3 separate regions of the Homo sapiens genome follow, and regions 1 and 2 are each linked to region 3. Evidence: chromatin loops called from intact Hi-C (ENCODE). Cell type or tissue: PC-9. All regions are shown on one strand. Each heading gives the region's core, and the rest is flanking DNA. Links, peaks and the distances in the headings are about the cores only.

Region 1 (5,370 bases), core at 237-5,236, 150 kb before region 3:
CTATGGAGACTGATTTGTTATGGGAAGGGAAAGAAAGTGATGTCAAAGATGCCACCAGGGGTTGGACTAATAGAGACCAGGGCTACCCAAAGACACGAGGAGGGGCTGCTGGTCTGGAGGGAGGGTTGTGAGTTTTGTTTTGCCTGTTTGAGTTTAAGAACATGATGAGGAACCCAAGTGCAGCTCAACAGTGGGGCTGCTGCCTGAGCCCCTGGAGACTAAATCCGCTTAGAGGTGATGATTGAAAGAAAGTGTGAGCCTGGAAAAATGTTCTTTTAGAGAAAGCGTGAAGAAAGGAGAGCGGGGGCCCAAGACTGGGCCTTGGACTGGAGGCTGAAGAGGAACCTGTGAAGGAAACAGAATGTTCCCAGCCAAGGGCTCCCTGGTCCTGCAGGATGCCTTGCTGCCTGCTGCCCAGGGCACAGCAACCATTGCTACCAAAACAGTGCCAGCTCCAGCTTGCGGCAGAGAAAAGCGATGCAGGCCTGGAGGCCAGCAGCAATGTTGACATGATGTGCTACATTATTCGACCTACCCACCTTGGTGTCTACTTTAGGGCACCCTTTCAAATCCGGCGCTGTCGGGTGCAGTATCCATGTTACCAATGGTTTAAGCTGATAGTTTAGAAGGGCCCTGTAATTAGGGTTGCCAGATTTAGCAAATGAAAATATAGGATACTCAGTTAGATTTGACCAGATAAACCATGAATGTTTTTTAGTATAAGTATGTCCCAAATATCATATAATATATACTTGTATTTTAAAATGTGATTATTTCTCTGAAATTCAAATTTAACTGGGCATCTTGTTTTTCATCTGGCAATCTTTCTATACTCTGATAAATCTTCTGATCTCAGTTCTAAGGGGGCCATGATCACACCTTTTCTTGGCGAGTGGCCCCTCTTCCCCAAGACACATTTCATTCTCTTTTTTCCCTCCCCCACATTGAATCAGATGGTATTATTCAGAATACACAGGCCATTGTTCTACACCCACCATGTGCTTGGCAGGGCACAAGTTATTTTCACATATACAATATCAGTAGTTTGCAACTTGTTCAGGGGATATAGAACTTGAAAATCAGGTGCTTTTGGCAGACTATCACAGATGTAAAAATTTTTTTTTTTTTTTTTTTTTTTTTTTGAGACAGAGTCTCACTCTCTTGCCCAGGCTGGAGTGCAGTGGCATGATCTTGGCTCACTGTAACCTCTGCCTCCTGATTCTCCTGCCTCAGCCTCCTGAGTAGCTGGGATTACAGACATGCATCACCATGCCCGGCTAATTTTTGTACTTTTAGTAGAGATGGGGTTTCACCATGTTGGCCGGGCTGGTCTCAAACTCCTGACCTCAGGTGAGCCGCCCACCTTGGCCTCCCAAAGTGCTGGGATTACAGGTGTGAGCCACCGTGTCTGGCCATAAATGTAAAATAATTATACCAGCAATTCTGACAATGCCATGGAGGTGGGAAAGAAGCCCCAACAATGATTGAGACTGAAAGTTATGTGCGGGCATGCAATGAAACATTACAATAGAAAAATACATATATCCAAAGTACAGTCATGTTTTTAAGTCATTCCATTGATATTTTTGACAGGCAGTTTATTGAGATATGTGTTTTTGTTCTCCCTGTTGTATTTTCACCTTCCTCATTCCTGAGAAACTGAGTCTTGTCTTATAAGACCAAAGCATGACTTGTTGGTACCCAGAAGACAACTCCACCTGATATTTGTTGTAAAGGCCCTTTGAGTAGGATTACACTGGGCCTTCTGGGAAAGGAAAGGGATGAAAGAAAATGTTCACAGTTGAGAAATTGAATTGGGTTGGTGGGTAAGGAGTGGGGGAGTCCATGAAATTAAGAGCAGGACTGGCTTTGGGATCTCTAAACATGGGAGGTCCTGGGCCCTGAAGGGGTCTAGAATAAGCCAAGGTGGCATAAAAAAATTATTTTGAGCTGAAGGCATTTGAGTTCATGAAATCTCTTATCTGCCTAAAAGCAGAGCCTCCCAAAAGAACTCAGTTTTTATAAATCCCCTCCTTGGAAGCAATTCTAATCTTCTCTTCTTGGAAATGAGAAATTGGTACCACAGTCAAACAGATATTGTTACAAAAAGATCATTTTTCCCTTTTATTCTCCTATGGGCACATTTGTCTTTCTAAAAAGTCATTTGTTTTCCCTAAGTGCCATTTCTTCTCCATTTCTAAGTAGTCATTTGTTTTCCCAGAAGTGCCCCTCTGCCCCTCCCCTTCCCCTAATAGGGTAGCATATAAGCCCTGAATTCTAACCACCTCCTTGAGACTCCTTGAGTCTTTGTGAATTCCAGTGTGTACATATACAATTATAATCTGTTTTTTTTCTCGTCCTCATCTATCTTTTGCCAGTTTAGTTTGCACATCCCCAATCACCGCACCTAAGAGGGTAGAGGAAAAGTTTTTCCTCCCAGACAGTCCCTCTTGTGCCAAGTGCCTCCTGAGGATTGTGGCAGGTTGCCTGTAGGGTTAGGGTGGGGGTCCCATGGGTGTATCTGTGGACACAGTGGCTACATGGGGGCTCCCTGAATTCTTTCAGAGTAGGATGTGCTGATCTTGCCAGGCAACCAGTGCTCAACAGAAGCAGAGAGAGAGGGACTGTTGGCCACAGTGGCAGCCCCCACAGCTCAACCTCCTGGTACATTCCTTCCCTCCTCACATATTCAAGTCCTGGTACCACATAGCACTCACAATGCCACGGCGGGGGAAGGAAGCCTCAATAATGACTGAGACTGAATTTCCTACCAGCTAGGCAGGTGGGGATCAGAAGCAGAATAAATTTAATTCAGAAATATAAAAAATCCTATTCTTGCCTCTTTGCGTCAAGAGAAACATTCATTCCTTTTTCATTTTTCTTTTTGTTCATTGTTTAAGAAGTCACAAGAACTACAAACCTAAAAAAAAAAAAGTCTACTGGAGAAAAGCCTAACATTGAGAAAATTCTAGAAAATTCTATCCATTAACTTAATCCCATCCCCTAACCCTGGGGTTATGAAAATGTCACCATTTAAGAAAATTTTTAGCAGCTGAACACCTCAGTTAGTTCAGTGCTGTAGGAATGCAGTTAGAAAAACCATATTATCTCATGGGGTAAGGCTGCGCACAGGATGCTGACATTTAAAACCCAGTGTCCAGCATGACACAATGATGTTATTTATAGACCGAGAAGGATCTAGGACAAATGTGATGCATAGAAAGAAATAAAAAGAAGGAAGGAGCAAGCCATAGAAACCCGAGGTTGAATCGAGGAGGAAAACCCCCAGCAAAAAATCTGAGACACATCAAGCTTTTGTAGGGTTCATGTTTAGCAGGAAGTTGAAATGACTCACCGTATCCTGTTGTACTCGCCCTGTGATTCCATTTATCCCCTCCAAGGCTTTTAAAGCTCTGATTTGTGTAGGAAAATCACACAGCATGTCAAAGAATGACTACGCTCTGGTTTTACACATCCGTATTTTTAAACAGCACAAAATGGTTGTACTTCTCAATATCGAAATCTGACTGGGGCCTCTCCTGCTTGACCTTGCCCTGGAGGCTGCTGTCCTTCCATGGGTGGGTGCCCAGGCTGAGCTTGCACGGGCTCCTTCATGTCCCCCTTGGTCAACCTAGGTGAAGAGGGGAAGAATCCAGCTCCCACCATGCACCTTATTGACAGAAGCCTTCCTCAGATGAATATTCATGAGCAGCCTAAGTTTCTTTGGCTTTTCTGTTTACTAGTTTTATTAGCTCTTGAGAGGGGAGAGAGAGAGAGAGAGAGAGAGAGACTGGGGGAGACAGAGAAAGAAGCTGGGTGCGGTGGCTCATGCCTATAATCTCAGCACTTTGGGAGGCTGAGGCAGGAGGACTGCTTGAGCCCAGGAGTTCAAGACCAGCTGAGCAACATAGCAAGATCCCATCTCCATAAAAAAAGAAAAATAAAAATTGAAGAGAGAGAGAGAGAGAGAGAACTTTCCATAATTAATAGAGATAAGGTCAGCAAGATAACTCTTTTTTGCTCTTTTCCTAATTGCCCCTTCCTGGGGTGATTCCTTTCCTAAATGGGCCTCCTCTTAATCCTCAAGCTATTATGATATAAAAATTAAAGTGTGATATCCTGGCTCGCCCATTTCCTATTAATGGAATGACCTGTGGTAATCAATAGAGGAAATGCAGGAATGTTAACAGATGTGTGGTTCTGTTTGAGAGTCTCCAATTAAGTGATATGTCTTCAAGGTGGAAAGATGAGATCATTTTGAAATTAGTTTCTTTTTGGCTTTTTAAGTCTTTGGTTATTATCAATTGCATTAAAAAAACCAATTGGAAAGGAAAATCGATCGGTGCTGAATTCCTCCCCCACCTGAAGTCTTCATGCTTCCTCAGGTGATAGGATGCTAGAGAGGAAAATTTGGAATTAGCTTTTAAAAGGAAGAGAAATGACGGTGTAACCATCTGCCAAATACATGGAAACAACAACAACAAAAACCTCATCATTCACCTGGCCTGGCAAATAGGTTTGTGCATTTTTTTTCTTTTCTGTCCACCCTGTTGTTTGTCAGAGGTTGACCAAGAACTTGTCCAAGGGCCATTCCTGTGGTGTCATTGGTTAGAGACTTTTTAACAATTTCAAGTTCTGGTGAAATACTGTGAGTAAATAAAGAGAGAATTTTGCCTGAGTTTAAGGGGCTTTCCTGGGAGGTAATGTATTTTGTGGCCTAACACTTCATTACTTAGCCTGCAGATCTGGTTTCTTTTGAAAACAAACCCTAAGTCTGGAACTTTCCATGCTGAGAGTCCACGTCAGTTTCAAGAAGGCCTGGTAAGATGTAGCTGAGTAAAAACGAGACTCAATATGAATGATTACTGCTGTTCTTTCTCACTGGGAAGCCTGGGGACGTCAAGGATAAAATGACCTTTTGTACAGTGGTGATATTTCTCCATGTCTCAGCCTTTTTATCAGCATAACTATGGCCAAACCCAGTGCTTTTGTGGAAAACATTGGTAGCACCGTCATCTCAGAAGTCTTTATGTAACTTCCCATAGTCATGTCAGAGGAGATGGGGATACAAATCATCAAACGCTTCTCTTTGGATTGTGCAAGTCAGCAAATCAGCTCTGGCGATTTCCAAAGAGCTAAGACTACCATCCCTGGGTATGGTCCCTGAGTCTTCTTTCCCCATCCTCTACAGCCCCCACTCAAAGAAAGTGCCTCAAACAGATGGAATGACGCAGAGGTAGAATTGCAAACTTCAGAAATGCATGCTTAAGAGGGCAGGTGAGCCGGGTGTGGAGGCTTACATCTGTCTTCCCAGCACTTTGGGAGGCAGAGGAGAGTGGATTGCTTAAGCCCAGAAGTTCCAGACCAGCC
Region 2 (5,370 bases), core at 237-5,236, 62 kb after region 3:
CTGTCATTCTCTGCTGCTGAGCTACAGGCAACTTGAGGGCAGGGACTAGGTAGCTTTAGACTTTTTCTCCAATGACATTCCAAAGGCTGTGTGGGTTATGAGGGGGAGTCATCCCAGCAGGAAGTAGTCTGCGTTGCTGACATCATTTAGGATTGCCTTCATACAGTGATCATAAAAAGCATACTGACACTTAGTGTCATCCTGGTGTTTACATTTTCTACAATGTGCCCTCTTGTTGCTTTGCACCCAAGGCTGACCACTCTCACCGTCCTTGCTTGGTACCTATTTAGTGCCAGACCTTGCACATAGTAGCTACTTTATAAATAAGCCAGGGTGGCTACGTTCAGCAGGGGCCAGGCAAAGGCTGGGAAGGGGGTCTTGTTCTAGGGGAAGAAGCAGCCAAAACTGAGGAACACTTAGACCATGCAAGAGAGAGAAAGACTCAGGGCCTTGGTAGGGCTAAGGCAAGGAAAAGGGGACTCGAGAGAGCTGACTGATTTGATGGAGTATTTACCAGGGTCCAGAAGGAGAAGTCAGATGAAAATGTATATGGTGATGTCTTAGATGTGGCTGCTACAATAAATTATCACAGACTGGGTGCCTTAAACAACAAACATTTATTGCCCACTGGAGGCTGGGAAGTCCAAGATCAAGGTGCTGGTGGGTCTGGTGTCTGGTGATGGCTCACTTCCTGGTTTGGAGAGGGTGTCTTCTTGCTGTGTCCTCATGTGGAGGAGAGCAGAGAGTGAGATCACGCTCTCCTGTTTCTTCTTATAAATAACACTAACCCCATTCACAAGGGCTTCATCCCCATGACCTAATTACCTCCCAAAGCCTCCATCTCCTCAAATCAGGGCATTAGAGATTTAGATTTCAGCATATGAATTTCAGGGGGACACAAACATTCACTTCATAGCAGATGACTATTCCTATAAAAAATTTTCCCCGTGTGCCTTTTCTCTAACCACTTTCCCTGTAGATCTGTCCCTGTGTTTTCACTGGTTTTCCATACTGAGAGCTTTGTCTTTCTCATCAGCTACAAAAGGCTCATGTTGGCTACGATGCTGTCTCTAGGGCCTCTAAGAAAAGCAACTGGTTGACTTTTTATAACCCTTAATTACTGAGCACCTACCATGTTTCAGGTAGAGTGCTATGCTAGGGACCTACTGTATATCAGACATAGAACTGGGCACTTTGCATGCATTATCTCATCCCATCTGTTAATAAAACCTAAGAGTATGTTAGCTAGAGTAAGTAACGTTAGCCACTGTAACAAACAACCCCCAAATCTCAGTGGGTTAACACAATGTGATTATCTTTTATTCATATCACAGCCCAGTGCAGCTTGTGTATGTGTGTGTGTGAGTGTGGGTTGGGCTGGGAGGCTCTTCTCTTTGCAGTTTTTCAGAGACTCAGAATCCTTTCTCTCCTGTGGGGCTCTTTACCTTTATTCTCCTGGCTGCATCAGGTGTCAGGCCTCTGGGCCAGGGTGCCTGCAGTTCCCTCTTCTTTACCTAGCAGAATCTTAGCTCTGGTCCTGCTAGTGGAGCACAGTTAAGCTCCACTACCAGAGTCCTCTGCTGGTTAATGGGGAAGAGACAACATGTGAGAGACTGTGGGAAGGGTTTTGGAGGTCAGGCTTGGAAGTGGCATTTAACTCTCCTGTCCATATTCCCTTAGCCAGAGCTCACACACCAGGCACTGCAGGGGATACTCAGGAGTGTTTAGCTGAGTGCCCTGCAAGAGAATGAACTGGATTTGGTGAACACATATCATTACAATCATGACTGTTTTACAGACTGGCTAGCTTTAGCTGTCTTCTGGCCAAACAATGAGCTATTCCCTGAGGGGGAGCTTGTCTTCTGCAATTCTAAAATTCCCTCACTGTGCACAGGTTCTGACACATCTCTCTTGAATTGGATTGAATTGGAAAAGCTAAATCCTGTTGCAGAGTGGTGAGTGATTCTTAAATACATCCTCCTTTCTTTAAGACTTTCTGGTTTTCCACTTCAGCTGACAGCACTCCCCTTCTGGGTTGGAAGGTTGACAGCTGGAATCCCTGGCTTCTGCCCAAGGCTGAAGTTGCACAGTGAAGCTCTCCCTTGCCAGGTGGGCCGCCCAAGGTCCTTTGGAACACTCCTTCTCTGTGGTTTCTTCAGTGAGATAAGAAAAGTCTAATGATGCAGAAATACAAAGGAAGTAGGTCGGAGGAGGAGAACGAAGAATGACTTTGTTAAACCTGGTAGTTTCATCTTTCTAATTGCGGAGAAAGGATGGATGCATATCCCAAAGCAGAGAGTTACCTACTTGGGATGATCTGATTGCTTTAGGGGCACATTTCCCCCATCGTTACACAGACAAACTCAAGCTCAGGTTCAAGTGTTGGTCTTGACCCCCGTGTCCCCTTGTCTGCTACATGCTTGATGTTATACGTGATCCTATAGAGACACGTCATCCTCTTCATCTTCATCTGTCCTCTCACTGGGAAAAATAGCCCATGACATTTCACATTGTTTCCTGGCCCGATGTTTGACTCAGCAGTGCCTAAATGAGGCTTGCTTTCTTTTTTTAATTGTGTTTCCTTTTTAAAATGACCTAATCGGTGATTATCACTGTGGATATCTGAGAAGAATGGACAAAAATGAAGGTGAGAATGGTAAACGGCTTCCACAGGGGGAGAAAAAGGCCCCAGAGAGCGAAAATCATCAAAAACAAAGACTGGAGATATGGTTTAAAGAACTTCATCATTATTAATTTAGGAAGCTTAAAGAGGGCTGGCGACAAGGAAAGGGCGGTAAAAAAAAATCCTAATGATAAGCCTGCCAAGCATGTTGAAGGTTATCCAGGCCTCTGGGAGCCAGAATGATTGCAGCCCTTTACTTCCTTTGTTCTTCCACCGGGGCCGGTGGGCACTCCTTCTGTAGGAGGCAAGGATGGGGGATAGGAGGATATGGGTGAGCAGCACGACCCTGCAGGGCCCTGACCTGTCCCTGTGGGTTGTTGGCAGGGTTCTGAGAAGGCTCAGCAGTGCTAGGAAGTCTAATGGGGCTTCCTAATCAAATATGGAGACTGCTTCACAGCGAGCCTGGCAGTGGCATTGACCCATGAGAATGGAAGCCACCTATCATGCTAAGTCAGGGCACTGGCAGGCTCCTCTTGTGCCAGCCCTTGCCCAGTTAGTAGAGTTGCTGAGTTGGGATCATCTGGGGGTTTTAGAGAAGGGTAGGGACAGCTTGGGGAAGAAAGGTAGGTGGGAGAAGGACTTGGGGAGTGTATTTTGGTCAACCAGTAGGCAGTATTTCAATATCTTAACAGCTAGTCCAGTTGTCCCAATGTACAGCAGCTGGATTTCTGCCTTGGTAACTTCACCCCTGTAATTTGCACTGCTGTAGGGATCGAACCACAAAATAGAAATGGATCTCCTTGGCAAAACCATTCATCGGTTCTACTGGAGAGAGTTAATCAGGCATCATAGCTCACAGTTCTCCATAATGCATATTTCAGGGAACACCAAGGCTAGTCACCCTTGACTGCTGCGGTTTTTAAAAATGTGTATTTCCTTAGGGTGCTGCGTCCTTTTCTCCATGGAGCCCTCTTTGGTCCCTTTCCCTCTCGGGGCTCATGCTCTCCAGTCCTCATGCCGATCCTGTGTATTTTAATCAAAGGCAAGGAGTAGGTAGCTCGTGGGTTGTCATGAGGATGATAGGATGTGAAATGACCACTGTATTGTTTTCATCTCTCCAAGACAGCAGCCTGGTGTTGGGCATTGCCAGCTCATTAGAGGATGTCACTGAGAAATGCAAAATAGCCAACTCCACATTATCAACTCCTTCCAATTCCCTCAGCACAGAACATCAGAGCTGGAGCATGCTAATCTGATTTCATCACTTGGGCAGTGGAGGTTTTTATTGAGCTCACTCAGAGGTGGCTGCAGGGCTTAAAAAAAAAAAAAAAAAAAAATCCAGGCCTTTTTGGGTGGGCAGAGGAAGGATGTGTTTGCAGACAGCAGGTGTGTTTCCACCTATATATTACATCTAATATATAACCTGCCTTGTTCCAAGAATGGTTTAATGCTGTTCTCAAACTGACATGCTTCTGCTTAAACCCAAGATAGGTAACTCCTATATATTAAAGTTTTTAAGAGAGGAGAAATTTAGGGCTAACAATTCCCTACATAAAAGAATTCTTGACTTTAAACAAATAACCTATCTTTTGACTCTTCAATGTAAGTTAAATTTCCTGAATTTATAATAAAGGAAGAGACCCTTTTACTGGCACAGAGTGGGTTCAGAATTGCCCCACAGTTTCTCACCTTCTCCCCCAAAATATGCTGATTGCAGAGGACCCTGACTCTGCATCCCAGGAGTCAAGCAGCAAGTTCAGTGGGACCTGGAATTTCTTCAAAGTCACATCTTTTAACGTTCAAATGGTAAATCTTGCATGCTATTCCATCATCGATCTGTTTTTAATGTAAAATGATGTCTTTGATTTTTTAATATCAAAGGGGATCCCTTCTTCACCTCCCTACATTTTAGGTAAAGTTGATCCATCCCTTCCTTCCTTCCTTCCTTCCTTCTTTCTTTTTGAGACGGAATCTCACTCTGTTGCGAGGCTAGCCCAGGTTCAAGCGATTCCCCTGCCTCAGCCTCCCAAGTAGCTGGGACTGCAGGTGCCCACCACCATGCCCAGCTAATTTTTGTATTTTTAGTAGAGACAGGGTTTCACCATGTTAGCCAGGATGGTCTCGATCTCTCGACCTCGTGATCTGCCTGCATTGGCCTCCCAAAGTGCTGGAATTACAGGCGTGAGCCACCGCGCCCGGCCAACACTTCTTATGGAACTTTTAGTGCACCCTTTTTTTCATAGTCTCTGCCCATAGGTACTGGTTTCCTTCAGGAAACACCAGCTCACACTCATTTGTGCTGCCAATTCAGCGAAGAAGAAGGGGCCTGAAAGAGTCCTGGCCTCAGAGGGACCAGAGGCCTGAGGGCCTCAGAACTCCAGTTCCATGTTGTCTTGGTCTCCAAGATCCTGTCTGTTTTATCATTGTCTCCTCACTATTGGGCTTTGGAAACAGTCTGTTCAATTCCCAGCCCTACTGATGGAGAGAAAGAATCTGGAGACAGGAGTGGATATATATTGCCAGCTTTCAAAATTTTCCATTTGCTTTGAGTTTGAGTTGGGGTAAAACCACTCTCTTGAGTCCCAGTTTTTCTGTGTGTAAAATATAGCTCAGAAAATTCCATCCTTAGAGTGAAATCTAATATTATGAGGGCTATGTGTGTCTTAAAATGTATGAGTCCCCCTAAAGCCCCAGTGATGATCACTAAATACCACTTAAAGTAACCAAAGGTCCTTGAAGAAGTGGTA
Region 3 (5,370 bases), core at 309-5,308:
GGACATGTTTCCATTGAGTAAATCCCCTGGCCGCCTGCATCCTCTCTCTCCTTCACTTCATTGGAGGAAGAGGAACTTCAGTCGGCCTGGGAGAAGCAATGGAAGATGTACGCCTCACCTATTCCTTTCTCTCTGGGAAGAGCCTGAGGAAAGTAAACATCCTCTGCCCCTCCAAGCCTTAACTTTTAAGTGGTAAATCTCCATGTTGCAAAGTTTCTGTTTGCCATCAGTGGTACAATATTAACAAGCCCAAGGACCTGAAATGATAGCCACCAACCAAGACTTTGTCAACTTAAAAGAATGGTGATATTTTCCCTCTATCTGCCTGATTCCTATTCCTCTTAATTGGCTCAGAAGTTGGGCAGGAAAGAGGGGTCCTATTTATTGGGTACCCTAAAACCCCAACATAAGGGAAGTCTTTTCTGGTTTCCTCTGGGAAACCTTAGGTTCAACAGTGGCCTGTTGTGGATAAAGATCTACTCTTGGGGGTGACCAAGGATTTGGGGGCAGGAATTTGGAATGAGAACCCAGGCAAGCTGAACTAAAATGCTAACTGGGCAAGGGTGTCCTGTCTCCAGTTTGATGACCAAGGGAAGGTCCTGACTCACTTGGGGCTTATGAAGGGTAACAAGGGGGACTTCTCAGTAAATCAACCACTCACTCTTCATGTGACAGTAAAAGCAGTCATGGAACAAACAAACTTCCTGCCAAGGCTCCTTCTTGTTACCGCAAACTTTCAAGTGTGAGTAACCATGTGAGCAAGGGGGAACCCAATAATTACTAGAATAATTCCTTTGTGTGTGCTGAAGTTCAGTTCATATCTGACCTCCCCAGCCAAAAGTAATCTCTCTTCTCCAGACTTCTACGTCCAGTATCTGGAACTTGCATTTGAGACTTACTATTCCTGACTGGCTTTATTATTTGCTTAGTCATTGTGGTGGTGGTTCTTGCTTTTTGTGCATTTTATCTCCAGTCCCAAAGATTTTAAGTTTATTAGGCATAAGGACCATGTCGTATATCTCCTTGTATTTTCCCTGACCATTCAAGGGCCTAGCATAACATTTACTTGCATTTGGAAGTGTGGAAATAAATGAAGACCAACCAAATAAGAATAAGCACAGGCTGTTTATTCAGAGCTACTATCGTTTGTGTTTTGGCAGAGACTCAAATGCGGGCAGAGGAGTGGGAAAACTTCATAGTAGAAAAAAGGGAGGCTCCAGGTATGTGCTGATTGGAGGCTGTTGGTGTGGGAAGCTGGAGGTGGTTCACTAGAAGCACAGATGCCTATGTGATTGCTTAGGGTGCATATTTGCCTTTCTCTGGTTTGTCCTAAGTTGGAAGCAGGGACAAAAATCAGGGAGGCTGTCCATTGTCAGTCAAGTTCTGGCCATTTGGAGCTGATTCTTACAGGGGTTATTGTTTGGCTTCCTAACTTGTTGATAGAGATAGTGGTTAGACTTCTAGAGGTCTGGCTGATGATAGCAGGCTGGCTTCCTGGGCCGATTGCTGTTGCTAATGGGTTGGTGTCCTGGGCTGGCTGCTGTAGATTGTAGGTTGGAGTTGTTTTTAATTATGGCTTGGCCGTTGTCCATTTGTATATTCAGTCTCTTGGTGAGTATCAATAAATCTTGCTTGATTAACTAATAGATTGTTCTGACTATGGGTTGAAGCATGCCCTTTGAATTAATATTATTTCTCTTTCTCCTCACTGCTTGATCAACTGTTTGACAGGTATTCTCCATTTGATTTTTATAACATGACCTTAGAAATAGCGCAAGGGAGAAGGAAACTTGCTCCATTTTTGCTCCTTTTCTTAATTACCTCTTTACAGACCCTATCTCCGAATAGAGTTACTGTCTGAGGCTCTAAGGGTTAGGGCTTCAACATTTGAAGTTTGGGAGGCAGTGGGGCATAATTCCCCATCATACTCTTTGAGGGCCTCATTTAACTGAATATGCTCAGATCTATCTCAACTCAAACACACTCTGAGCCTTTGGCCTGGATGCATCCAAAAGAAGTGAGTAGAATGCTCAGGTGGCCTGTGACTTGCCGTGATTCACTGACCAAACACGAAGGAAGTGGAGCAGATGGTCACGCCATTAGAAGGCAGTCTCTCCTCAGGGAAGTCAGTCTCGTGGATTCCAGTGGCCCTGAGAATCACGATGCTAGTCTTCAAAAGAATAAGAAAGACCGATAAAAGATTGCTTCTGCTCTAAGTTGAAAGTGGCTTATGGCAGCTTCTCTCACCCCATTGACCAAGCCCATTCGCTAAAGCCCGTAACAAAAGGATTTTCCCCCCTAACATTTAGAAATGGCAAAAAGCAAAGAGATGAATCATCAAATAGGCAGAACGCTCTTCCTACACCTCTTTTACCTGAGCAAAAACATGACTTCCTGAAAGAGTACAAAGAGAGAAAATTGGTAGGAGATGACTAACAGGGGTGACTGTGCTGATGCAAAGAATGTCAGGACAGCATGAACTTTAGAAACAGGCAAGGTTAGATGCTGAAACGGAGGCGGGTGAGCACACTCCCTCAGGAAATCAAACTCAGGGAGAACCGTGAATAAAAGGCTCCCCAGAAAAGACGTGAGTGTGTAACTTACTTGACATTTCCACCAACGTGCAGCAGTGGGTTGGGTATGATGGTTCTAAATACCCAGTGACACATATTTACAAAAGAACTGTGTGGTTTTATTTTAAATGACAATGTCTTCTTAATCACCCCTCCGTACTGCCTGTCTGCAGCACTGCGAGTCACCAGGGTTCTGTCTTGGAGGAGCACTGTTTGGTCATGAGTCGTGTGCTGGCAATGTCTGGGAAGTGAGGGAGGGTCAGCAGCTCATGACCGTAGGCTCCAGGGAGAGCAGGAAGCTCTGCAGGATGCATGTGTTATGGGTTGAACTGTGTCCCCTAGAAAGATATGTTGAAGTCCCCACCCCCAGTACCTTGAAATGTGACCTCATTTGGAAATAAGGTCATTACAGATGTAATCAGTTAAGACAAGGTCATATCGGGGTAGGATGGGCCCTTAATCCAATATAACTGGTGTCCTTAAAAGGGAACTTTAGACACTGAGACAGAGACATACAGAAAGAATGCCATATGATAACAGAGGCAGAGATTGGAATTGTGAACCCCAAACATCTGAGACAGGTCTCAGTCAATTTAGGGTTTATTTTGCCAAAGTGAAGGACTTGCCTGTGACACAGCCTCAGGAGATCCTGACAACATGTGCCCAGTGTGGTCGGAGTACAGCCTGGTTTTGTACATTTTAGGGAGACATGAGACATCAATCAATATATGTAAGATGTACATTGGTTTGGTCTGGAAGGGCTGGACAACTCAAAGCAGGGAGGGGGCTTTCAGGTCATAGGTAGATAAGAGACAAACGGTTGCATTCTTTTGAGTTTCTGATTAGCCTTCCCAAAGGAGGCAAGGAAATTCCTTGTGGACAAATTGTAAGGGAGGTACGTAGCTCTTTTATCTTAGTAGCTATCTTTTAAAGAATAGAATGGGAGGCAGTTTTGCTCTAAGAAGTTTCCAGCTTGACTTTTCCCTTTGGCTTAGTGATTTTGGGGTCCTGAGATTTATTTTCCTTTCACAGAATAATGCATTTGTAGTCCAAACGTTGCCAGCAGACACCAGAAGCTAGAAGAAACAAAGAAAGGGTTCTCTTCTACAGATTTCTGAGGGAGCAAGTGCCTGACACCTTGATGTCAGAACTCAAGCCTCCAAAAGTGTGAGAACATAAACGGTTGTTGTTTTAAGCCCCCCAATCTATGTTACTTTGTAAAGGCAGCCCTAGCAAAGGAATACAGCCCATCATACATTGTGGTGAGCCCAGAGCTTCACACCACACATTTCCTGCTCTGTGCCTTCTAAAGTATATTTTTCAAAGGTCTTCACTTTCAGAAACTTGACCTTTTTCCAATTTTAAAAAATGATACAAGACCTTATTGTCTTCTACCCTCTTACCTCAACATATTGCACAAAGGCTGCACAGATCAGAGCTGGAAACTGTCTACCTGTTTTCCATGGTGACATCCTCTGTAGTCTCAGCTTATCACTGACGACCTTGGGCGAGTCTTGAGGCCTCCGTCTCTTCATTTGTAAAATGAGAGACTGGAACTAAAGCAACTTTAGCCTGAAACATTGGTAACCATGACTCCTCTTTTTCTTCACTGGTTTTTTAGACTCCAAGATGATGATTAAGGTGGGCCCTAATCCAATCTGACTGGTGTCCTCGTAAGAAGAGAAGATGAGGACACAGACAAACACAGAGGGAAGACTGTGTGAGGGCACAGGGAGAAAATGACTCTCTACAACAAGGAGAGAGGCTTCAGAATAAACCAATTCTGCTGACACCTCTCAAACTTCTAGCCTCCAGAAGAGTGAGGAAATCCATTTCTGTTGTATAAGCCACCCAGTTTGTGGTGTTTATTATGGCGGCCCTAGCAAGGGAATACAGAGGGAGACAGGTTCAGACATGTAAAGCGAGCCTTTAAAAGACACCACGTGCACCAGTGGAGCCCCAGGCCCAGGCCCCACAGACCTTGCCTCCTGGTCCAGTCCTTACTTTATCTCAGGATGTGACATTGCGTTTCTTATGGAAAAGATCTCACTAACCTACTTCATTTAGGAATGCAATTTAATTGGCAACTCAACGGTGATGTCGCTTCTTTTGCCATTTTTCTGCAACACCAAAGGAAAAAATTTTAAGCCAGCTTTTTTTAGCTGCAAAGATGACAAATGTTATCAACAATATCCAACCAGAGTATATTTTCATCCCTTTTCATCCCGTCACGATAAGCCAGAAGTATTTGTTGCCAGAAATGGAAAACAGCTTGTTCATCAGCCAGATGATCGCAGTGCTCAGAAGTTCCACTCGTTTGCCATGTGTGAAAAGTTAAGAATTGAAAACAGACAGGCTTGCTCTGCTTAAACCGTGAGTTCTGTGAAGCAAGAGAAAGAGAAATTTGGATACTAGGAGAAGAGTTGTGAGATGGTTTCGACGGCAAAGTGAACAGGGCCTTTTCACATTATTCTGAGATGGGACCTCTGGGTTGATTTGATAGTGGATATGACTGTTCTCTAATTGGCTAGAAGATGAGTCTAAAGTTACCAACCACCGGAGGATACTTTTGTGTTCTAGAACAAATTCCAATGTCCTACACAAATGTGATGCTGGGGACTTCTCTGTTACCTGACACCAAATTTCCTAGACATTTCCATTATACTTCCTCTTCCTGATTATCTTGAGTGGGAAATCTCCATGAGTTCTTAGTAGAAGGCAGAAGTATACAGTGGACCTGGGCCTTCATTAGAAACCATGAGACTTCAAATGAGAGCCTGAATTATTCCTTTATGTT

Evidence for each region. Hi-C counts contacts between places; a loop is a spot of excess contacts. Peaks named below come from ENCODE experiments on the same cell type or tissue, not always from the same donor. Only the 100,000 strongest peaks of a DNase experiment are listed, where the experiment ranks them.
Region 1: a loop joins it to region 3, with 11 times the contacts of the local background. A loop is called at or near these places in 6 of 110 quality-filtered maps.
Region 2: it touches region 3 in a loop (7-fold over the local background); 8 of 110 quality-filtered maps call a loop at or near these places.

Annotation. Positions count from the first base shown.
Region 1 is chr6:14,875,286-14,880,655 of GRCh38, reverse strand. LOC105374945 (a long non-coding RNA gene) reads left to right here. Exons shown (of 5, transcript XR_007059473.1): 3 at 4,386-5,370. Among named protein-coding and RNA genes, the nearest start is that of JARID2-DT, 370 kb to the left of the region's middle. RefSeq lists enhancers at 1-400, 401-911, 3,481-3,670, 3,451-3,951, 4,734-4,793 and 1 more. In PC-9, for the core only: no CTCF peak of the experiment used is centred there; a DNase peak (open chromatin) is centred at 3,345; H3K27ac peaks cover 1,769 bases.
Region 2 is chr6:14,668,079-14,673,448 of GRCh38, reverse strand. The region is part of intron 1 of LOC101928354 (a long non-coding RNA gene); the gene reads left to right. Among named protein-coding and RNA genes, the nearest start is that of LINC01108, 390 kb to the right of the region's middle. In PC-9, for the core only: no CTCF peak of the experiment used is centred there; a DNase peak (open chromatin) is centred at 2,138.
Region 3 is chr6:14,730,303-14,735,672 of GRCh38, reverse strand. No RefSeq gene overlaps it. Among named protein-coding and RNA genes, the nearest start is that of LINC01108, 450 kb to the right of the region's middle. RefSeq lists enhancers at 2,664-2,783, 1,625-2,824, 4,047-5,246. In PC-9, for the core only: no CTCF peak of the experiment used is centred there; DNase peaks (open chromatin) are centred at 2,042 and 2,432; H3K4me3 peaks cover 2,315 bases; H3K27ac peaks cover 5,000 bases.